Linked DNA regions of Homo sapiens: regions 2 and 3 are each linked to region 1. The links are chromatin loops, found by intact Hi-C in ENCODE. Cell type or tissue: CD4-positive, alpha-beta T cell. All regions are shown on one strand.

Region 1 (8,000 bases):
TGCCAGGGAGTGAGGTACAAGACGATGGCTCATGTCACAGGCCTACCTGATACGGTGTCAGAGAAAGTGGTGGGGAAAGGATCTGGTTCATGGAATTCTGATCTTGGCCCATAGGTGAACCACCAAAATAGTGCTCGAGTCTTAGGTTACTGTCATCAAAGACTTGGGATGACTCCATTATATCCTGGGGTTGTGGGTATTAGAACTAAATATGGAGGTCCTGAGCATGGGGACTGGCGTCCTCAGTAGGTGTTTGGGAATATGGGAAGGGTCTCCTATTTATTCAATAGAGTTTTCTCAGTTATTTTCCTCCCTTGCCCTTGCAATCTCCAGCAAAAGGTGGGATCTAGGAAGAAAGAATCCAGTGTAGAAGTTGAGAAGAACTTGAACGTTTTGGTTCTGGATAAGGTCACTGTCCTAGGTGCTAGGTGGACCGAGCAAAAGACTCAGTGGATGAACTGGTGCAGTGCCTGACAGAATAAAGAACAGTATTAATCCCTTTGAGAAAGCATAGTCCAGCAGGACAGTGGCCATTTGGACAGAAGCCCACTTAGTTTCTTGGGAGCAACAGCACGTATCAGAAGCCAGACTTGCTCTTCGGTCATGCACTTTGGGATACAGCGTATAGGTGCAGCCCTGTCACAACACCAACAGAAGTAGCAGCCTCTGGGTGCAGTCACCCACACCCCAAAGCTGGAAGGATCTGGTTCAACATAGCACAAACCCTTAGGAAAAATGAAATTAACATCACTGATGTGTAATCCAGTAAAATCTCCCTTTTTCGGGTGTGTATGTGGGCATGTGCCCATTTCTATGTGTGTGTCTACGTGCAGCTCACTACCAACAGCCTCATGTGCACTTGACCTGACAGTGCTCGCTGAGAACTCTCACCAGGTTGGCGCCTGAATGCCTTACTCTCAGCAGTCAGAGGCTTGCTTGCTCTGTGCAGATTTTTAATTTTCTTTTTTGGCCCTAGGCTGGTTGGGACCTCTACAGCTTCATTCTTTCACCATTAAATAGTGGCCTTTTTCAGTATTTTCCCTCTTCCCCTTTATAAATTATGCTAAAGCCACAAAGCACATTTTTGGGGATCATAGAAGGTTGGGGTTCCAGAAAGGCATCTGTGTGATGGTTCCATTGATGTGGGATTTCCCTACTTGCTGTATTCTCAGTTTCTAATAAAAAGAACCAAATGAAATATGACCTGTCGTGTGTTTTTTTATTGCCGTTCAGCTTACCTCCCCTTGGCTTTTGGCACTTCTCTGAAGCTCTAATTTAGACACTGTGATTTAAGAAATTTTTGGAAACTTCCCCTTCGGGATGCAGAAATCAAAGTGCTTATGCCCAACTCCTGTTTCCTAACTCAAGCTTTCCTCGTAAGTTGCACCAGGTTTAGAATGGAGGGGAGAGCAGCTCTAAGGGGCAGTTCTTATTTATTATTGAAGTTTATAAAAATAGTCTCTAATGCCAAGGGCAATAGGCTCTACCATAAAGCCTGGGTGTGTAGTAGGCTGTACCATCTAGGTTTGTGTAAGTGCATTCTATGATGTTTGCGTGACAACGAAATCAACTAATTATGAAATCACTTAATGATACATTTCTCAGAATGTATCTCTTTTGTTAAGTGAAACATTACAAAATTTATTTTTTTGGGCACGGTGGCTCACTCCTGTAATCCCAGCACTTTGGGAGGCCAAGGCGGGCGGATCACGAGGCCATCTCCTACAGGCAGTGCACATTGACTAAGTTCATTCCTTGCTTTTGCTGTTGTTTGCTATTATAAATAGGATTTTGTCTTCAATTATATCTTCTAAAAGTTCTTTTGATTGGTGAAAGCTACTGATTGCTGAATATTGGTTTTTTACCCCGACCATTTGCTGTTTTCTCCTCCTAATCATAATTTTTTCTTAGTTGGTTTCCAGTAATAAAGTCATGTTGTCTGAGAAAAAAAAAAATAGTCTCTAATGTAACACTTGATGCCAAGGGATGTGTTAGAGAACTGTCGATGTCATATGATCATAATCACAACCCTCTGAGCCATTCAGGAGTATTTTCACTCTCATTTTATAGATGGGGAAACTGAAGCTTAGGAAGTTTAAGAATGACTCTAGTGCCAGCACTGTATTGGAGAAAAGAGTGAAGAGAAAATTTAAGAAAACCTTTCTGTATTTGTTATTCTGATTAAACAGTGTCATATACATTGACTTAAAGGTTTTGGGGTTCATTAACCTAGTCCCTTCTATATAAGAAGAGGATCTGGTTCGAGTTGGTGTTTGAAATAAAAAAAAAAAAAACGGAATTCCAACCCTTTTGCCTTAGGTAAATTTAGTTTTTGGAAGGGCATTTCCAGTATCAGGATAATATGTTCATTCTGAATTCTCATTTTTAAGTATAGATTTAACTTTAGAGTGTCCCATACCTTACCTGGGCATAGACATTGGATCATTCCCTGCTTTTGACAAACAGTATTAGCTGAAGCCTACTAATAACCCACTTGTCTTTTCCTCGTCTCTTCCCAAAAGGCATCTGAGCCGGGCATGGTGGCTGACGCCTGTAATGCCAGCACTTTGGAAGGCCGAGGTGGGCGGATCACAAGGTCAGGAGTTCGAGACCACCTTGGCCAAAATGGTGAAACCCCGTCTCTACTATAAATACAAAAAATTAGCTGGGTGTGGTGGAGGCACCTGTAATCCAGCTACTTGGGAGGCTGAGGCAGGAGACTCGCTTGAACCTGGGAGGTGGAGGTTGCAGTGAGCTGAGACCATACCACTGCACTCCAGCCTGGGTGACAGAGCGAGACTCCATCTCCCAAAAAAAAAAAAAGTGTCTGTATGGTTCCTGATACCCAGGTGATGTTATGTGGTTGTAGAGGAAGTAGATAAGGACAAGTTTGGATTCTGACTGTACAGCGTGCTAGGCTCTGGGTGCCTAGAGAACCCTCTGGGCAATGTTACTTTAAAATCATCCCAGAAACAACATCTTCTTGAATATTTGGCTTCAATTGTAGTGTTTCATTTTGTCTTCCCCTCAGAGGGCATGAACCATTTGCTAGCCAGCACTGCTCCCTACCCACCACCAACACCCTATCTAATGTACAAATCTTTTCTGCCTTCAGCTGTTTGACTTGGTGAAACAAGGGCAGCCTGTCTCACTCATGTAGAGGCTGCTTATGATGGCATGGGGCAGGAAGGAAGCGTCACGTGCGATGGCCTCTTGTCACCGCCATCCTACTGTCCCACCGTCCCTACCCTGCTACACTACCTGGAAATGAAAAGGGTAGCTTCAGATCTCAGTTGTGCCATTTGCCATGTAGCATGGGCAAGTGGCCGTTTGCTTGTCTAGCCTCGGTGTTCTGTTAAAATGAGGCCAACGATACATCCTCTAGAGCCCACGCTGAGATGCTGTGGTTTCTATAGATAATTTCCTCAAACTTCCCATAGTGATTGGCTGGGTTTTCTGCCAAACCCTCGCTCCAATTCCGTCCTTTTGTGGACTTCATTTACTTTTCTGGCCTTATGATATGCCCACTTTCTTGCCTCCCCGCCGCCCCCGAACCACAACTTCACTGAGCTTAATGAAGTGGTTGAAGCATTTTCCCTGAAAGCTCTTCTATTAAAATACACAACATTATTATGTGGATTTAGTAGTTCACATATCCTTGGTACTGAGGAAGGAAGATCTGACAGCATCCTTAAGTTCCTGGTCCTCCAAAGGTGGTGTACAACATAAGATTTCAAAATTCTGCATTCTAATTTATCAAATGACTTAGGTTCCAAGTTCATGCGTCCGAGAGCAGGTGATGGGCTTTAGAGTGAGCCAGGCTGCCACCTGCTGTCCTTTAGTGGTTCTGCTAAAAGTAGAAGAGGAATCGTTCTGACCTTCAAAGGCAAAGCTTATGAGAATATTTTGTTCTCCAAGGTAGAGAAGGTTAGTTTATCAGAAATGGTTTTTCCTTCCAATGGTCTTGAAAGGGATTCCCCTCGGCCATGCAGAGATATGGGGCCCAGAGGAAGCAGACAAAACCAGGCCAGAAGCTGCTCCAGCTTCCTAAGCTTGGCTTTTTAAGAGTTGATAAATTTGCCTGAAAGTGCTCTACCTGTTTGGGTGGGGATGATAACCCTTCCAAAAGATAACACTGGGTTATGGTCCTACAGAGACTGCTGTTTGGTGTCTGTGAGTTGGTAGTTGGGGTCAAATGCAGTTGGAGGTCAGAATGTGCCTTAATGCCAAAGAATGAACGGCAGGTGGGCGGCCACGGCCTTGGCAGGAAGTGGCAGGGCGAGAGTTAGTGCTCACCCTGCTGTGTGCCGCACAGGTGGTGCCTCGTGACACATGGTTGGGACACTCAGTGATGGCAGCCCAGGGGCTAGAAAGGGCTCCTTGCTGCTTTCTTAACCCTGCTGGGCCTGTTGAACACCTTATTGTTCCTGGCATCTAAATTGTAATTTCTTTGTCCCCACCTCCATGAAACAAGGTAATGTAATGATCGCAGTTAGCATGTATTTATTTAGCGTTTAGTATATGCCAGGCAGTTTCAAGCATGTTACGTGAATACATCACATTCAATCTTCATACACTCTTCCGGTAATTTGGAGGCAATTTTCAACTCTGCTGCAGTTTCTATAACATGGGACTAATGATAGTACCCACTTTCAGGGGGCTGTTGTGAGGATGGAATGAGCTGAAACATGTTATTTGGTACATGTAAACCTTAGCTGTTCTAGCATTATTCTGCCACTTAAGCTGTCTTCGAGCTGCAGTGTCTTCTGCTGTAAGGGGGCATTAATACTGCCCTCACAGGGTTGTTGCAAGACATGACGGTAAGAGTGACATTCTGTAACCGATAATGTAAGTGTGTTTTACAGAGTTGGCATTTGGCCTACTCTAGAGGCAAGTTAGGGCTATTTGCTGGTAGGAAACTTGAACAGCTTTGAACTTGAACTTTGAAGTGTGGAGGCTGAGGGTGATGGAGGAGCGGGGGGAAGCGCCCCAAAAGCCCTGCATGCTGTCCATACCCATCACTGGGGTTTGTTAAATGGAAAGATTTGAGGCCGGCCTCTCCCACATTTCTCCATGGCTTTGCCCTTAATGTTGCTCTCACTGTGGAGACTGTTGTCTCCTGGGATCCAGGTCTTGGGGTTTGGTCGGGGGAGGAAGCTGCGGGGCCTTGGGACCCTGGGGGAGATGTGTGTGCGCTGGGGGTGAGTTCCCAGATAGAGCTTCCCTCCCAGTGGACCCTGCTTAGCAAGTTGGAATGTTCCCACAAGTTCCAACCCTAAGGATTTCACTCCAGGGACAGAGTCAAGTAGATTCTTTTGTAAATCATTGGCCAGAAAAGAGCACAACCACTGCTCTTTTTCACTATTTTACAGCTATTTTTGCCGTCCCCTGAATGTACATCAATTTCCATGCAGCAATTGGATGTCTCAGCCTATTGGCTTTTCATAGATGCAAACTTTCCTTTAGGGCTTTGTAAAGAAGTTTTGGGAAGTTCTTCAATAGCAGCAGTTTGGGGACATCACGTGTAGCCCTGTCGATATTTCCTGAATGGATTTCATTCCTTTCTCAGTCTTGACCATTCCCTTACCCAACCCCCACCCCAACACAGTCAAAACCTTTTCGAGCAGCAGCTAGGAAGGTGAGTGGCCTCCCACCATGAGCCTCACTTTGGGGAATCTATGCTTTAGTTGGGGCATATTCTTGCCTTAGCCTCATCTCTGCATTTGGCCTCATTCTGCTGCTGCTTCTCAGTACCCAGAAGTCCTTGGGTTCTACCAGAGACCACTCCGACAGAAAGGGTCAGAAACAACTGACCCTTTCTTGGCTGGGTCTGGACTCTGGAGTACAGGAAGAACTAAATTATTTTGTCTTGGTCCAAGCTGAGCTCACGCTGGCTTCCCGAAGAGGAGACAGGAAGGTTAGGTCAGAAGTATGCTCATGTTGAGACCTAGGGCAGATGGTACCGGGCACCATGAAGCATCTTGAAAGTGGTGCCAGGTGATTGGTTTCCTGTTCCATCCAGCATTCTCCGGAGCCAGGGGCCACCAGCCCAGGATTGAGAGGAGCGTTGGCCTGGGGGCGACCCAACTGCAGTTAGCTGCATCCCATGTCAGTGCTGACTTTTTGGGATGGCTCTGGAAGGATCACCTTGCCAAAACACAGGTCAGGCTGGGTGGTGTCACCGCAGGAGTTGGGGCAGTAGCCCCCAGGCACACACAGGCAGCAGGAGTAGGGGCGGCGAGGCTGAGGTGTCCGAGGCGCCGCCGCAGTCCTGGGCATTCTCCTGCGAACGCAGAGCAGAGGTGACAGCGCGGCGCTCAGAGGAGGACCCTCAAAAAGGGAGGGGCTTCCACCACTAATTTGGGCCAAAATCCTGGGGAAAGGGGAGTTTTGGAAAGCCGGGGAAGCACTGCTACCTCTCTTAGGCCCCTACCTTTTGGGGGAAAAGCAAAGGCTGGCCCCTCAGCCTGGGAGGGGGGCACCGGCCTTCTCTGCTTGCCCTCAGGCTTGGAGTGGCTGCGAGGTCATCCTCTCAGAATGTCCTCAACTCTGGGAGCATCTCTGATGGGGGTTTCTGGTCCCAGCAGACCAGACTGTATGAAGCACCCGGCTCAGGGCCTGACACCTGGGTCTGGGTTCTGGATCCGTACCAGCCACTATGACTATTATCCACGTGACGGCCCCCTCACATTGCTCGATCATTCGGAACTAAGTGTAGCGGGAATGAGGACAAGATGGGAAAACTGCATTCTAATTCACCTAGGGCCCAAGCCCTAGGAAGCGTGGCTCTTCGTTAAAGCACCTTGGGATCCTGGTTGACTTCGTATTTTAATGACACAGGGGCTCTGCTGTGCTTTCACACCAGCACTTCAACAAATGTGAAGGGTTTTTCCCACCCCACTCTCTGGACACCAACTGGGTGTCTGTCCTGAAACTCAATTCAAGTCTGACACTATTGAGAGTTAGCATTAGAGCTCGCAAGTTACAGGGCTCGGTCCCACAAGGTGGCCGTCACTTCAGATGCCAATCGCAAGCCCCAGGTCTCCTGTCCTTCTGACAGACTGGCTGTAAATCTAGGGTTCCCATGAGCCTGTCTCAGGCTCCGTGAGTTGTTAGCGTGGCTCACTCAACTCAGGAAGGTGCTTCCCTCACCATGACCCGTTTATTATAAAGGACGCAGGTCAGGCGGCTGAGTGGAAGAGACACGTAGGCCAAGGCACGGGGTACGCAGAGCTCCCACACCCTTTCACCAATTCGGACACTCTCCAAACACAGTGGCTCGGGGATTTTATGGAGGCCTCATTATGATCATTGATTAAATCTTTGGCCACTGGTGATCAACTCAGTCTCCAGCCCCCTTCCTTTCCCAGAAGCCAGGGGCTTGGAGCCAAAAGTCCCAACCCTCTAATCCTAACTTGGTGTTTCCTGTGGCCAGCTCTCATCCTGTCTAGGGCCCCCAGCCACCAGTCATCTAATTAGCATACAAAGATACCTCTATCATTCCAAGGGTCTTAGAGGCACCTGTGAAGGAACCAGGGACTAAGACCAAACACTATAACAAAAGATGCACCTATCACCCTAATCAGGAAATAACAAGCGTTTTAGGAGCTTGCCAGGAATCAGGACAAAGACTAAATAAAGATCTGTTTCTTATTATATCACAGTGTCACAGGGCATAAACGCGAATGTTTCCCCCGAGAAGCACAGGCACAGGTGTGTTCATTGGCATCCCTATATGCTCCTGTCTGCAGGGGCACAGACCCAGGCACAGAGGGTTTGGGGATGAAAATCCAGCCCACCCTCGATCCGCCTCAACCCGCACCTCTGGATGGAAGGCGTGGCAGGAGTCTGGTCGCCGGCGGAGCTTCTGGGAGCGCATCCGGTCACATTTGACAGAGGCATTATGTGCAGAAGCCACTGTTAAGGTCAATATCTCAGGACCGGAGCCCATTCTGCAGACTGGAAAAAGGTCTGGAAGAACCTGCTCTGGTGCCACCAGT
Region 2 (8,000 bases), 790 kb after region 1:
GGTGAGACAAGACTGTATAGAACAGATACAAATAGATGTATATTAATATTCTGCAACAGAGGGGGTATGGCTGGCAGGCAAAATAGAAGTAAGGAAAAGCTGGATTTGTGGAGGCCAAAGGTGCCCTCGAGGCTGCAGGTTGGTAAAGAGTTCATGTTGCCATCCAAACTATGACCCCTCTGCTTCTGTCCCTTGGTGTGGAACCATTCTCTGCAGAGATGAGCCCAGGCTGTGGCTGCAATGGGAGTGGCTTGCATGTCACTCACTGAAGCAGCAAAAGCAATCCACTGTCTGGATTGGTGATGAGCTGGGAATCTCTCAAGGGAGTGACCTAGGAGGCAGGTGGGCCAGAGGGGGCCAGAGGGAAATGAGATTGTTCTGTTCTTGCTCTTGCTCCCTCAGGGCCATGTCCTTTTGCCATGGTGCACTTCCTGGTCCTGAGCTGACCCTCACACAGGTGCCCACCCTGCATCCAGCAGTCATTAGTAGGTTCCCCCTCCCACTTTGTCATGAGAAAGGGATTTTCCCAGGATCGCTGTATTTATAGTGGAGAGAGGCCCCAGGACTGTAAGGAGTGGGGACCTCCTCCCCAGGAATCCCACTGAAAGCCCATGTCCCCTCAGGACCGAGCTCCTGCCCACTCAGAGGACTCGTGCTTTGAGCTGCCCCAGTGGGTGTGACAGGTTTGCTATAATCTAGGATTTCCCAGACTCACCTGCTGATCAGAATCCTGTAGGATGCTTGTTAGAAACAAAGATATCTGGGCCCCAAACTACAGCTAATGAATCACAATCTCAAGAGGAAAGGCCCTTAAAGAAACAATTCTTAGGACAGCGTAAACTTGGGAAACCACCAAGCCATGAACTCTCTCTTACCCGTGGGTGACCTAATTCCTGCCTCTGCTAGAAGGCTGCTGCCTATAGGCTGAGCTCAGACTGGCATTCATGGTGGGGGAAAAAAAGCTTTCTTTCTGTTTAGAGACCAACAGTGACAACAATGATTACCAACCTTTATCAACTATGTGCCAGGCACTCTACAGGGGGCTCTTTGGGGAAAGGTGGATCATGTCACGCAATCCTGCCATAGCCTAATGAAGCAAGGGCTACAACAATCTCCATTTTTTTGATGGGGATGCAGAAGGCAGGGAAGTGAAATGTCTTGCCCAGAGGCACATGCAGCAGGTAGCCGGCAGAGCTAGGTCGCGGGCTTCTGACCACTGTCCCCCTCTCTTCCCCAACAGATTAATCATCTTGAGACCTTGAATTAACTCCCTCCAGGGTGGCAACTCACACCACCACCAACACGCATCCCCCACGGGCAGGGAAAAAGAGCATAGAGTGGCAGCTCCTCTGAGAACCTGCAGTGGGCAGTTGTGAGAATGAGGCACGATGGGGAGGACAGCAAGGGGCAGAGTGCTGACCTCCCTCCTGTTGGCTCTCAGGTACTGGAACTCCTTGAGCAACCTGGTGGCATCCTTGCTGAACTCTGTGCGCTCCATCGCCTCCCTGCTCCTTCTCCTCTTCCTCTTCATCATCATCTTCTCCCTCCTGGGGATGCAGCTCTTTGGAGGAAAGTTCAACTTTGATGAGATGCAGACCCGGAGGAGCACATTCGATAACTTCCCCCAGTCCCTCCTCACTGTGTTTCAGGTATGGACTCTTCTCTGCTGGGATTCGGACTCGGGGTGGTTGAGTGGCGGGGTGGTGGGAGGAGTGTGGGAAGCTGCACCCTTTTACCGGGCAGCCACAGCCATCCTAGATCAGCCCTGGAGAGCCCATGCCCGGGAGAGTCTTGAGTTTTTTCTGTAGTTTCCCTGTCCCCATCTGCCATGGAATTCCACTAGTGGGTGGACCATTAGGGGAAACAATATAAGTGGTTTAAAAATGCCTTCTCAGGAGAATCTCTTGAACCCAGGAGGCAGAGGTTGCAGTGAGCCAAGATTGCACCACTGCACACTCTAGCCTAGGTGACGGAGCAAGACTCCGTCTCAAATAAAAAAAAAAAAAATCGTTCTTATCCATGGAATCCTTTACTTAAATTCTCCATGAAAGCCCAAAACATAAAGAAAAGCAGACTGCTCTTACTGGGGGAGGGGAGGGTGACGAAACCCTGGCTTTCCTACCATGCTTGTCTCTTGAAAAAAATATTACTAGCCCATCAAATTTGTGATTTCATAGATATTTTGGCTTAGGGCAAACTCAAAGTGGCATCTATTTAAGTTTAAAAGCAGATCGATTGAGAGGTAAAAATGAATCACATGTAGATGTTGTCAAAGTCTTGAAGATGATGCCCCAGTGACGAATGTTTGGGGAAAGCTGGTGTAGCCTGTGGCTGTCTCAGCAAACACACAACTGCAAAAGGGTCCTGACGCCTTACCCCCAGGAATGGCTGACGGTCAGCTCAAGCATGTGTGGGGAAAGTCAGAGATCTTTGGGCCAAAAAGCCCTTTTAGTCACCCTTCAAATAATATTATGCCAATAGCCAGGCATTTTGTCTAAGGACAGTTCAATAGCTCAGAGCCCCTGGGGAGGAGAATTGGGGGCCAGGAGGAGGGAAAGAAGTGAAAGGGAAATTTTGGACAATTTTGTTGACGTAGTGGGGCAGGGCAGGGTGGTTTTGGGTTTGCTGTTGGTCTAACGCTGTGTCCCTTATTGGTGGGAATGTGTCATTCAGATCCTGACCGGGGAGGACTGGAATTCGGTGATGTATGATGGGATCATGGCTTATGGCGGCCCCTCTTTTCCAGGGATGTTAGTCTGTATTTACTTCATCATCCTCTTCATCTGTGGAAACTGTATCCTTTGCTGCTGCCCCCCACCCCTGCGGCCCCCAGCCCCCAGCCTGCAGCACAGTGCCAAACGGGCACGCCCCTCAGGTCCGGGCGGTCCTGCTCGGGCTCACACCACCCAGCCTAGAACCCCATGGCGGCGGAGGTGGGTCTGGGTGGAAACCTGCAGCTTTGGCATGGGTGAGGTTCACCTTCCTGAACCCTCCGGGCCCGCAGCGGCGCCGCGCTCCGGGCGGGCTGTCGCCGTAATCTGGGTGAGCGGCGCCCCCTGGCGTTGCGGCGTGTGCGGCCACTCACACCGCCTGCGATAGGGACGCGCGGGAGCGGGCCGGCTGCCCTGGGGCCGCGGCGTCTGCTCAGAGGCGGGACGCTCCGGGAGGGAGGATGAGCCGTTGTCCTTCAAGTGACCTTCAGCTCTCCTCCTGCTTTTTGGTCAGCAGCCCTCTCTCTGATGCTGCTCTCCAGGACTTTAGTCACGGGCAGAGCTGCACAGACTTCAAACAGCCCCAAAAGCTCCTTCCTGATCCCGGCTGGGGCAGGTTTCCAGGGCACAAGCCACGGGTGCTGCTTCTCTTCCCCAGCTCATAACCCCGAGAGAGTCACGTCCAGAGCCAGGGGTAACATAGGAACAGCTCTGGGCCAAGTCCCAGCTAAGGCAGTGCAGAAAACACAGTCATGGAAGCCTGCAGACAAGGTTTCCTCTTTTCCCAGCTGGATGACCTCTTGCAGATTGAAGGTCCTCTACCTCAGTGTCTGTAAAATGTGGCAATGGAATCATAGAACCTACTACATAAAGGGTCGTTGGGAGTTTTCATGGGATCATGCATGCAAGGCCTCTGCCACATTCAGAAGCCACCCTGGACAAAGCCCCTCTTCCCCAGCCTGGGTTGCTGCGGCTTCCCTGTGTGTGAAATGATATGAATGTCTGGGTGCCTGGGGCCGGGGGTCAGACTTCACAGACTTAAAGCCCCCTTCCAGCTATGCTTTCGTTGATTCTGCAGTTCTCTGACCCACAGTGTTTCTGTTGGTGGAGTGGGGAGGAGAAAGGGCAAAGAACTGTCTCCACTGGGAACTCCCAAGCCTTGGCTGGCTCCAGATGGACCCTCCAAGGGTCTTCGTGGGTGCAGGCTCACATTAAGAGTTGGCAGAGATACCAAGCCACCCCCTCAGCGCCCAGTTATAATAAACCGCTCTTAAGAGCGTTCTGCATCCTGCTAGAGACAATGCTGTTTATAATGTCAATTACAGCCAGTCATCTCAGCAGGGAAAGCAATCATGAAACCCAGCAATTAAAGTGCAAGGCAGGGCTTGCTGCCTCCCTCCCGCCTGCTCCAGTGTGCAGGCTAGCCTGTTCTCATCCCTCTTGATAGCTCCAGGTAGCTAGGAGGGTGATGGGGAGGAAGGGGAGGGGAGGAACACTGTTGGGGTCTGACTCCCTCAAATTGCTTCCCCCTCAAGCTCTCTCTGCTGAGGAGCTCTACCCTGCACGCCCCACATCCCCCGTGCCCCTGTGCCCACCAAAACCCCAAACCAAGGGTCATTTTCTTTAAGAATGGACACAAACAGATATCCTACTGAATGTGTTCTTGGCCATTGCTGTGGACAACCTGGCTGATGCTGAGAGCCTCACATCTGCCCAAAAGGAGGAGGAAGAGGAGAAGGAGAGAAAGAAGCTGGCCAGGTAACCCTCTAAGCTTGCCCAGGCCTGGGGCTCCAGGGCTCCCATTGTGGAATGTCTTCCCACTGGTGGCAGAGAGAGGCTTGACTGCTAGCCTCTGTTGGCTCTCCCTCCTAGGAGGACTCTGGGTTTGGGGCTTCCTAAGTTGGGCCTCTCTCCTAATTCCTAAGCATCACTCTGGTAGGGACCATCATGAATTATAATAATCTCTGCAATGGTGTCATATTCTCCACCTGCTGGGATTATCTTTTGAGAAGCTGTGATAGGTGGCAGGAGTGTAGGGTGGGGAGAGAGAAAGGTAACCACTCAGTTGGGAAACGCAGCTCCAGCTTACAGAGGGAGTCCTCCTCACTACTTTATAATTCATCTCCAGTGTTAGGAAGGCAAGACGGGGCCCTATGTTGTATCCTATCATTATCTAGACGGGACAGTTCCAGGCCACACAGCTGCCGGGCACTGAGCAGAGCTCCTCCAGGAGCCAATCCTAGATGAGATCCACCATCCTTTTCTGCTTTGGCGACCCAGGCATCTCTGGAGCTGCAAGAGGCCAATTGCGTGTCAGGCAGAGCAGGTGTAGCTCAGCCCCATAGCACTTGTGACTGAGCTGCACACGAGAAGCGTCCTGGAGAAAGGAAGATGGACTCAGACCCAGGGGATCTGTCCCCTCTGGCCCCAACAGGCCACAGGGCGGTTCCCTCCTACACTGTTCCCTATCACTCCAGTAAACAGCCATTTATTTTTTTCTGCTGCTGACTGGCCAGGACTGCCAGCCCAGAGAAGAAACAAGAGTTGGTGGAGAAGCCGGCAGTGGGGGAATCCAAGGAGGAGAAGATTGAGCTGAAATCCATCACGGCTGACGGAGAGTCTCCACCCGCCACCAAGGTGAGGAGCTGTCTCCTTCCTGGAGCTGTGAGGCCGGTGCTGGGGAGGGAGGGCCACAGCCTTCCCAGGCCAGAACCCTGTGGAGAAGAGGAGAGAAAGAAAGACACCCAGTGGAAAGAAAGCCAGTGGGGATGAACAGGAGAGCTGGGAGGGGGAAGATAAGGCAGATTGGCTGGATCCCAGCCATCTGCTGATGTCTTGAAGGAGATATGCAAAGTGACAAGTACCTATTTTTGAGCTAAGTCACTGACTAAAATGCAACTTCAAGGCTACTGCAAGCCTCTTAACTTGGGGACGTATCTAACTATTCTTCCCCCTTCTCCCCTGTGACTGTCTAGATCAACATGGATGACCTCCAGCCCAATGAAAATGAGGATAAGAGCCCCTACCCCAACCCAGAAACTACAGGTACCAGTCCCACTGCCTAACCTGGGATTGGGAGATTGGGGGCAGAGATCTAAATTCTAAAGCCACGTGGGAGTGGCCATATATTAGGGACCATGGTTCCAGTGTCCCTCTGTAAGTACCTTCCACTGCTGAGTGTCTTCTATCTCTATATTTAAGCATCATCAGTCAGCATCTGGGAGGCAGGTTTGTTTCTGGTTTCCTCATAATGAGATCACATTTGAGCAGTGCTTTTGTGTCCTTTCCAAGTTGGATTCAGTGTACATTTAAATTTTTGTTACATTACATGTTGTAAAATCATCATTAATTTATATAATGTATTAGTATGGCATATGTTGCAACATTATGCTCACTTAATATTAATAGTCAATCCCAAGTCTGCCTTGCCCCTACTCAGGAGGCAGTGCCGAGTGCAGGGACAGCTGCCACCACAGATGTCCCACTTGTTGCTTTAGGCAATGATTTCAGGTCTCATTATAAAAGGCGCGCTTACTGACTCCATCTTTTTATGCTTCTATCTGATACCTAAATTGGCAGGCAGTCTGCTTCTCAAGAGCTTTAATGTCAGAGATCAGAGGTCCTCCCTCCAGGCTTCACTTCCCTGCTCCCTGAAATCCCATACCCTGTGCAAGGCCTGGGCTTGCCTTCCTCTGACCTAGGATTGCAGATATTATCGCCAGTTTCAAGCTTGAAGTCAATAACATGCTATCAAGGGACTGTTGATTTTACTGACATTTCCTTGTTCCTGTAGGTTAGGCTATATTTGGGTTGTTCACCAAGTTAGGTGGCTGAGAACCTCCTACATTTATGAGCAAAGCTCGGTTTCCCTTTTTGCTTTCCCTCCGCTGGTTCTCTGCTTAGAACACTCACAGGCATCCTTGGGAACCAGACTCCCTGTGGTCACACCATCCTCACTCCCCTCCTCCTGCAAGGGAATAGGATGTGGTTTCCTGGAGCTTGGATAGAAAGAACAGGAAGGGCGTTTTCATATGCCCGGCATTAAGGCTTTGAAGTTCTTAAAACCCCTTCTAGGGTGAAACCGTTAGGGAATTTCAACGACGTACTAGAATTATTGAACAAATGCAATGGGAGGATCTTGCCTTGATCCTGAAGCAACAAATACACTTTAAAATGACGTTTTAGAGGGAAATGGGGGAAATTGAATATGGACTGGGAACTAAATGATTGAAAGTAGTTTTGTTAATCTTGTTGGTATAATATTTTGTAGTTCTGTTTTTAAACTGCTGCAGTGTTTATGGCCAGAGTCTAAATGTTTACGAGTTGCTTTGCTTTTAAAATATTCCAACAAAAAAAAAATGGGGACAGAGAAGATAAATGGAACAAGATTAGCAAAATGTCCAAAGTTGTTGAAGCTGGTTATATATATGAGGTTTAGTATGTGAGACTGTACTCTTGTGTAAATCTTTAAGGTTTAAAATGAAAGACAGTAATAAAACAAATTCCTTAGAGCCCTGAGAAGAGCCCTCCCATGGGGCCAGCCTCCAGGATGGGCCTCCCTGCACACACAACAGGGCAGATCTAGCATGAGGGTCTTTTCACACAGGCACCCAGCTGCAGCCAGGCCTGTACGGCAGATACACCTCTTGCATCTTCAACAAAAATCTCAAATTCTATTAATCTATACTCTTGGCTTTTCTTTTCTTTGTTGCTCTAATGAAATCAAAGAGAAGAATGTTAATTTTAAAAAAAAAGGGCTAATGAGGATTTTGTCACCAGGTCGGCCATCCTAGAAATGCCTCTCACGTAGCTACCCAGTGGCTCTGAGGACTGGGGGATGCTTACGCTTTCCAGCTGAAAAGCTCTTCCCACCCTCTGCTGAGGCCTCAGGATTCTTGAGATTTTTGAGTGTACGGCCCGCTCCCCGTCATTTCTGTTGGTTACATGTGTCTCTTTACTTTCGTGTTGAGACCTCTGGTCCATACCCTGAGGCTGCCCTGACTGCCCCACCACGTACACCAGCCACCACTCCGGCCTCTGAAGCCAGCCCCAAGCATGCCCATTTGTGCACTATCCCTGGTTTCCAGGTCCTCATCCAGGAGGTCCAAAGGGCAGCATGCTCTTAAAGCTGGTGGCCCCACACATCACTCTGCCCCCAAAGGCTAAGTTAGCTTGTGCTTCCCAGCTCTTCCTGCCTTCCCATTTCCTCCCTTCCCTGCCTCCACAGTCAGCTCCTGGATCCTTTAGTGCCAGGTGCAGCAGAAGTTCCCAGAGACTCCTCCGAAGATC
Region 3 (8,000 bases), 140 kb before region 1:
ATTTGTCTTTGCCTTATCTTCAAAAATTAAGAGAAAGGTATGCCTGACTGCCTCCATTTAATAAGAAGACAGATGGACAGCTAGAGGATGGGAGGATAGGAAGGCAGTCACAGGTATGGTTGAGGTTAGGGCAGGCTTCCATTCATCCAAGCATCATGGACAAATTCTCCAGAACTTGGATTCAAAGTCCTTACTTGGAGAGCCCATTTTGTTCTCTTCCACTCTCCATCCTTTGAGGTGAGAAACAAAACTTGCTCTTTGTATTGAAACCTCAAATTGGCTATTGCCTTGGAAATTCTGCCCTGCTTCCTCTCTTTAATCATTAGTATCGTATTTAAGCTCCGTCATCCCCTGCAGTTTTAGGAACTAGCAAGATGTCCTCCATGAGATAGAGATCTTACAGATGCAGTAGCTTATCAGACAAGCCTATTCCTTGGCAGAGAGCCACACCACCCCGAGAGTGTGGAAAATAGTGTTTCCATCTGAAACACTCTGCTCCATTGCCAGACACCACTGACACTGGGCAGGTGGATTTTGGGAGAACCTCTGTGTGTGTGTGTGTGTGTGTGTGTGTGTGTGTGTGTGTGTCTCTCTATGTGTGTGTCTGGAAATGAGTATTTTTCATTAATTTGGGGGTGGAGGTGGAGAGGCACCAGAGGCATGGAGTATGTAAAAAATTAAAAACAACTCAACACTTCTGGCTGAGACGTTGCAGAGCCTGGGTTGTCTATCTTTATTGGAAATGTTTGTCCTCTGCCTGGCTGGTGATGACAGGCTTCATATCTCTAGAAGGAATGTTGGGGAGCTGAGAAGGGCTGTGAGCCATGGTTGCTAAGTGTTACTGTTAGTTCTTTATTATGTAAGAATCTCTGCATTGTGTTTATACTAAAACAGTAAGTAAAGGGTGGGTGCTTTAATTCTGGTTTTACATAAGAAGTATGGGAGCTTGCCCATTTTTCTCTGAAGTAAGAAGATTTGGGCCCAGCAGTGAGGATCAGACGTCAGGCAGTGTGGAAGACTGAAGCCATCCACAGTTAATTTTCTAGCTTGTTGCAGAGTTTGGGCATTCCTCACGTAGATTCTCCAGTCCTTGCTTCCTCCCTCTTGCTGCAGGCCTTTTGGTCTTCATGCTGCTCATTTGCAGCCCTACCAGAAGCAGCAGTAGAAGACAGAGCTGAATCAGTTAATTTAGGCCTTCTAAGTCGTTGTGATAAACAACTGGGTGGGAGGAGGGATGGTTCCAATGAGATTTTAAGAATTACAGATGTATGTGTATTATCTGCTGCTCCACAGGAGAACTGAAAATAGACTGAAAGCTGCTCACAGCCAAAGCCAGAAGGAAACTGCAGTATTGACAGAGAGAGAGAAAGAGAGAGAAAGAAACAGACTCAAATCACTCGGGGCAAGAGAGGGTTTGCTGGTGTGGAAACCGGGTGGTGGGGAGGCTTTCAGCAGAATATCAGGAGGGGACTTCAGCAGGGACCCAAGGAAAGACGTGAAAGAACAGACACTATAGAAAAGGTGAACCCTTTTGATCCAATCTCACTGTAAAGCCAAAAGGAGTGAGTACTGTTTGAAGTGACCCTGGCCTCATTCCATATTGGTGCTCTGCCTGTTGGGTCAGCCAGCTCTTCGGCTGGTCCCTGATTTGGAAGTTACGTCTTTCGTATATTTATTTCCAGAGACTTCTTAGCAGCAGTTACGTTTCATAAGGGAAGTTTTGATACCTCTTTTGTTCCCTGCTATGTCTGCCATCACCCACAACAGTGCCTAGCACAAAGAAAGCACTCAATAGATATTTGCTGAGTGAATGAATGAATGATGTTTCTTCATGAACAGACAAGGAAACTGAGGCATAATGTGATTAACTGCGTGGTCCATCATATCATTTGTTCTATCAAAATTGCAAGTAATAGAAACCAATTTGAGTCAGATTATGAAGAAGGAGTATGACATGAGGGTCCCAAGAGTCTCAAAGACGCCAGGGTCTTCAGGAGCTGACCTGGACACCTCTGGATCCCTCTCCCTTCCTCCTCTCTCCTCTGAGGTCTCTCTCTCTCTCTCTCTCTCTCTCTCTCTCTCTCTCACAGTTCCAGCCCCAGGAAGGGACTCTGAATCTCTCCTGGTCCTTGTCCCAGATTCCCAGGAGGGGCTTCTGGTCAGGGCTCTGTCCACCATTGCATGACTTTGCAGCAGTTCAAGTCAATGAGTGGAGGGGCTGAAGAACTCATCAAGGTGAGAGGAACTGCTCACGTTCTCATAAATTTCTCGGCGGATGGTTAGATCCAGAGAACACATAATCCAGTTGGTGTGAATGAGACCCCTAAGTATTTACTCTGGAAATTCTCATGATAGCTTTACTGAGGAGTCTTTTATCTGTGAAAATGCATAATTATGGAACAAGTCCTGAGGATTGTCTAAAATAAGGAAAAACCTGAGCCCACTAGTGTGAAGAGGAAGGCTTCTGTTCTCTGAATAACCCAGGATAGGACACACACCCATTCATCTACCTTGCAGGGTTCAGGCAGCCAAGTTGCTAAGAAGCAGAGAATAGACTAGAGTCAGTGACAGCCCCTGGCTGGTATTCTGCCCTGCAGGTGCATTCATTTTTCAATACTGAGCTGTATTTGAAGGCCAGTCATCCCTGTGGATGATTTAAAGGTATCTTCCCTCTGACAGGACCACTCTACAGTATCAATTGCTTCCTTCATACATTTTCCTCATTCTTCAAGGTCTGAGCATGCCAAAAAGTAAGACCTGAGAGGGGTAAGGGTTGCCAGGATGTTTCTGCAAATCTTCCACGGCTCTTGGGGGCACCCAGCAGGCATTTGAAAACTGACTTACAGCCGGGTGTGGTGGCTCACGCCTGTAACCCCAGCACTTTGGGAGGCCAAGGCAGGCGGATCACCTGAGGTCAGGAGTTCGAGACCAGCCTGGCCAACATGGTGAAACCCCGTCTCTACTAAAAAATACAAAAATTAGCCGGGCGTGGTGGTGGGTGCCTGTAATCCCAGCTACTTGGGAGGTTGAGGCAAGGAGAATCGCTTGAACCCGGGAGGCGGAGGTGGCAGTGAGCTGAGATGGCACCATTGCACCTCCAGCAGCCTGGGCAAATACAGCGAAACTCTGTCTCAAAAAGAAGAAAGAAAGAAAGAAAGAAAACTGACTTACGCCCTGTGGCTGGCCTTCTTTTGTCCTTTTTGTTTTGACAGCAAAAGCCATATAGACCTTGAATGCTATGACAGGCAGGACACGTCTGTGAAATAGGAAATAATTACACTCACGCTTTTTAGGTGCTATGTTTCCTTCCTCATTTTATTTTCTAACATGCAAGTAAACTTTTTAATGGACCTAACGTCTCATCTGACAGATATCACGGCCTTAGGTCGGAGCAAATGATCAGCCTGGAACCCACTCCAGACTGGTCTGCAGTTCTGCATGTGACCACACAGTGTCGCTATCTTCTCAGTTCTAGCCGAATAGCTCTGGCCCGCACCTTGGTTCAAAAAAACATTTTTTTTTTTTTTTTTTTGGCTGGGCGCGGTGGCTCACACCTGTAATCCCAGCACTTTGGGAGGCCGAAGCGGGGGGGGGGGGGGATCACTTGAGGTCAGGAGTTCGAGACCAGCCTGGCCAACAAGGTGAAACCCTATCTCTATTAAAAATACAAAAAAATTAGGCAGGTGTGGTAGCCTGCACCCCCGTAATCCCAGCTACTGAGTAGGCTGAGGCAGGAGAATCGCTTGAACTGGGAGGGAGAGGTTGTGGTAAGTGGAGACCATGCCACTGCACTCCAGCCTGGGCGACAGAGCAAGGCTCTGTCTCAAAAAAAAATTGTAAATTTAAAAAAAAGTTGGGTGGTGTGTCCTTGCGGATTGATGGCAGAAAACAGAATCTGGAGAGCAGCAAAGCTGAGTTCTAGATTTTTCATTTGGATAAATGTGGGAAGAATTAGGTCAGTCTTATTTTACTTAGTTTTAAAAGAATGAGTGAGGAGGGCAATGCAGTTAGGAAAGAAAACATGAAAGGAATGCCTTGTCCTGCTCGGCTGGACCCTCAAGACACCCACAGTACTTTTCATGCTTGAAGATTATGATGAAGGAGGTGAGTAATAATTATAGCTACCATTTATTGAGTACTACTGTGTACCAGCTGCTTTACATACATTACATGTAATCCTCTCAGGGCCTCTGCAGTGTAGCCAATATTATCCACGTGTTTCAGATGGGAAAGCTAACACTCAGAGTGGTGAAGCGGCATCCCTCACCTCACACAGCTAGTAATTCATGCTGACTCCAGACCTCTTTCAGGTGGATTTCTGGGTAAGGAATCTGGTCAGCTGAAATAACAGGTGCCCATTTCCTTCTAAGTCTCAGGGAGTGTACAATAATCTTCCTCGTCTTGCCACCATGAATGTTGAATGAGAAGAGTGACTAGAGAGATTTCATTTGGTAGGGGCATATGGCAGGGGGAACTTGGGGATCCCAAATCTAAAGTAAACAGGCAAGGTGCGGTGGCTCATGCCTGCAATCCCAAGATTTTGGGGGTGCTGAGGCAGGGGGATCACTTGAGACCAGGAGTTTGAACCAGCCTGAGCAACACAGTGAGACCCTGTTTCCACAAAAAAAAAAAAAAAAAAAAAAAAAAGGCTGAATGCAGTGGCTTATGCCTGTAATCCCAGCCCTTTGGGAGGCTGAAGTAGACGGATTGCATGAGTCTAGGAGTTCGAGACCAGCCTGGGCAACATAGTGAGACCCTGTCTCTATTAAAAAAACACAAAAAATTAGCTGGGCATGGTGGTGCCTGCCTGTAGTCCCAGCTACTCAGGAGGCAAAAGTGGGAGGATCACCTGAGCACAAGAGTTCGAGGCTGCAGTGAGCCATGATCACGCCACTGCATTCCTTCCAGCCTGGGTAACAGTGAGACCCTGTATAAAAAAAAAACCAGGCATGGTGGCACATACCTGTAGTCCCAGCTACTGGCCGGGGGTGAGGTGGGAGGATTGCTTGAGCCTAGGAGTTCAAGGCTATAGTGAACCATCATCGTGCCACTGCACTCCAGCCTGGGGTTACAGTGAGACCCTGTCTCAAAAAAAAAAAAAAAAAAAAAAGGAAACAGATAATGCATACAGGGCTAAACAGCATAGAAAATGCTACAAAAGTTGAAGATAGTATATTGATGTACATATTGAAGCAAAGAGAAAACTGGGGCCTTGGACGATGGAACTAGATGAGTAAGTCACATTCGGTAGGGAATTTAGAGCTGGTGCCTGGGGGCTTCATTTTACAAGACAGCCATGGGTATTCTCTACCACATGCTTCCCTCGAATTTACTCAGAGGGAAGCCCTCTCTCCACTGGCTTTCCCAGGCGTTAGGAGTCAATGGTTTTGAATAAGAGTGAAGATTAAAATTCAGCAGAGCTCCAAGCATGTCTGATCTTGAGCGGACAGGACCATGGACTAAGCTTCTGAACTCCCTTTTCCAATCTGCTCTTCCGGCCTCTTGATCTCTGTGCCAGGACTCAACTCCATCACAAATGCATAATTCCTATCACAAGGAGACAACCGTAAATATATTTGAATTAAGTGACATGTTTTCAGCTTCTCAAAGGCCCCATCCCTAAACTCAGTGTGGCCCTGGCCCTGTGACATGCTGGCGATGCAGTCCCACCAGGCACAGCACTGAAACTGCATGTCGTGCTGGAACAGGGGACTCTACCAGAGGCTCTGCTGGGACAGAAGGTAGGAAGCAGAAGCAGGTATTGGGATTCCATAGGAGAATGCAGTGCTCGCTTCCTGGTGTACCCACCGAGGAGGCAAGGGAAGGAGCAGTGACTCCTGTCTTTCTGTGACTCAGCTCCCGCCTGGGGCTTCTGGGTTCAGAGCAGGGGAGTGGAGGGATGTGGGTCTTAGATGAGAGAGGTGGAATGAGCAGCTCTTGGGACTCCTCATGGCCCCACAGTCTCTACCTGCTCAGAGAAAAATGAGCCCAGGTGATGGGAGGAGGTGTTCATATGTTATGGGAGAGGGAGGGTGACTGGGTGTGGCGCAGAGCTTGGGCTGCACCTGGCTACCTCGGTCTGAGGAGTCTCAAGTGCTACCTAATGTGTGGCAGTGGGGACAGAGGTGGGTTTTTTCCCCTTTTGTGGTGCTGGTAAGGAGGGAGCTCATGCATTCTAGGCACTGGTTCCATCCCTTCATCTGGCTAAATCAAATCATCTGGGGAGATTTAAAAATTCAGAGTCTGCCAGCCACCGTGACTCACGCCTAGAATTCTAGCACTTTGGGAGGCTGAGGCAGGAGAATCATTTGAGTTCAGGGGTTTGAGGCCAGCCTGGGCAACATAGTAAGACCTTGTCTCTATTGAAAAAACATCAGATTCCTAGGGCCCAGGCCTTGAGATTCTGATTGAGTCAATTTGGGGTGGGGTCTGGGATTGACTCTGTGTTTTAAAAAGATGCCTTGGGTGATTCTGCTTAGCAGCTATAATAGGGGATTGTTGATATGTGATTACATTTGACTACACCAAGCCTTCCATGCAGTGGCATGGCCATTTGCAGACAGAGCTGGGTTTAGAGGAAATGTAGCCAGGGCCTCAGGCTGTTAGAGGTCTAAGGATGGGGATTCAGAGTAAAGCATCAGTATCTACCCACTCAACATTGGACCTGGAGTGAGTGTGGTGGCACACACTTGTAGTCCTAGCTACTCTGGTGGCTGAGGTGAGAGAGAGGATTGCTTTGGGGTTGTGGTGTGATACGATCGTGCCTGTGAATAACTACTGCATTCTGCACTCCAGCCTGGACAATATAGTGAGACTCCATTTCTTTTTCTTTTGAGACAGAGTCTCTCTCCATTGGCAGTGGTGCGATCTTGGCTCACTGCAACATCTGCCTTCTTGGTTCAAGCAATTCTCCTGCCTCAGCCTCCCGAGTAGCTGGGATTACAGACACGCGCCACCACACCCAGCTAATTTTTTTGTGTTTTTAGTAGAGATGGGGTTTCACCATATTGGCCAGGCTGCTCGCAAACTGCTGACCTCGTGATCAGCCCACCTTGGCCTCCCAAAGTGCTGGGATTGCAGGCGTGAGCCACCGCGCCTGGCCCGAGACTCTATTTCTTAAAAAAAAAAAAAAAAAAAAAAAAAGATTGGACCTGGGAAAAGGAAGGAATGGAGGAATGGTAAACTATCCTGGATTAGCATCTTGCAAAAGACTAAAATCAGAGTCCATCCTTAAATCCTCCCACATGATAAAATGTGTGAACTTAATTTCCCGGATCTGTTTCTAACCTCCGGTGTGGTCAGTTGGACCAGCATTAGACAGTCAGATGAGGAAGGGAATGTTCTGTGAGGCAAACCCAAGCCCTAAGCTTGGTCTGCATCTGTGACCTGGTTCTGCAACTTTGGAGAGATGCACAAGAGGCTACGTGCATCCAAACAGCCTCGCAATCAGACCGCACGAGATCATGCAGCTCACAAATCTGGACAGACCTGAAAGATCGTATCTCGAACGAAGCCACTGAATGTCGCTGGCTCCCATGCAGGCCCGAGCAGGGAACAGCCGGCAACCACACAGTTGCACACAGGCTGCTGGCTGTGCCCTAGGACCGGCCCGGAATCCAGCTGGGGCTTCTCCTTCTCTCTTGAGAAAGTCCCCAGGGGCTGTCTTCAGCAGTCCTGAACTTGGGAACCTGGGCTGCATGCTGAATTAAGAACTCACAGTGAAAACTCTGCTAATCTGTAAAGTCAATTTGACTCTTTGATGGGCAGAGAAATTTGGCTTGCTTTATTTATTTCTTTATTTTCAGACAGAGTCTCACTGTCACCCAGGCTGGAGTGCAGTAGCTCAATCATAGCTCACTGGAGATTTGACCTCTTGGGCTCAAGAGATCCTCCCATCTCAGCCTCCTCAATAGCTAGGACTACAGGTGCACGCCAGCATGCCCAGATAATTTTGTTCATTTTTTTGTAGAGACAGGGTCTCACTCTATTGCCCAGGCTGG

The links. Peaks named below come from ENCODE experiments on the same cell type or tissue, not always from the same donor. Only the 100,000 strongest peaks of a DNase experiment are listed, where the experiment ranks them.
Region 2: a loop joins it to region 1, with 10 times the contacts of the local background. A loop is called at or near these places in 40 of 110 quality-filtered maps.
Region 3: it touches region 1 in a loop (9-fold over the local background); 110 of 110 quality-filtered maps call a loop at or near these places.

Annotation. Positions count from the first base shown.
Region 1 is chr12:1,787,477-1,795,476 of GRCh38, forward strand. It overlaps ADIPOR2 (adiponectin receptor 2), which reads left to right. Exons shown (of 8, transcript NM_024551.3): 8 at 1-1,198. It overlaps CACNA2D4 (calcium voltage-gated channel auxiliary subunit alpha2delta 4), which reads right to left. Exons shown (of 38, transcript NM_172364.5): 37 at 7,823-7,905; 38 at 4,487-6,283. The coding sequence ends at 6,179. Among named protein-coding and RNA genes, the nearest start is that of LRTM2, 29 kb to the right of the region's middle. In CD4-positive, alpha-beta T cell, CTCF peaks have their summits at 3,809 (motif pointing left) and 4,008; DNase peaks (open chromatin) are centred at 3,825 and 4,315; H3K27ac peaks cover 607 bases.
Region 2 is chr12:2,580,149-2,588,148 of GRCh38, forward strand. It overlaps CACNA1C (calcium voltage-gated channel subunit alpha1 C), which reads left to right. Exons shown (of 47, transcript NM_000719.7): 14 at 1,442-1,649; 15 at 2,674-2,794; 16 at 4,355-4,469; 17 at 5,228-5,348; 18 at 5,687-5,756. Among named protein-coding and RNA genes, the nearest start is that of CACNA1C-AS2, 88 kb to the right of the region's middle. In CD4-positive, alpha-beta T cell, CTCF peaks have their summits at 3,032 (motif pointing left) and 3,240; a DNase peak (open chromatin) is centred at 3,053; H3K27me3 peaks cover 2,443 bases.
Region 3 is chr12:1,649,556-1,657,555 of GRCh38, forward strand. No RefSeq gene overlaps it. Among named protein-coding and RNA genes, the nearest start is that of MIR3649, 6.8 kb to the right of the region's middle. In CD4-positive, alpha-beta T cell, CTCF peaks have their summits at 3,421 and 3,663; a DNase peak (open chromatin) is centred at 3,466.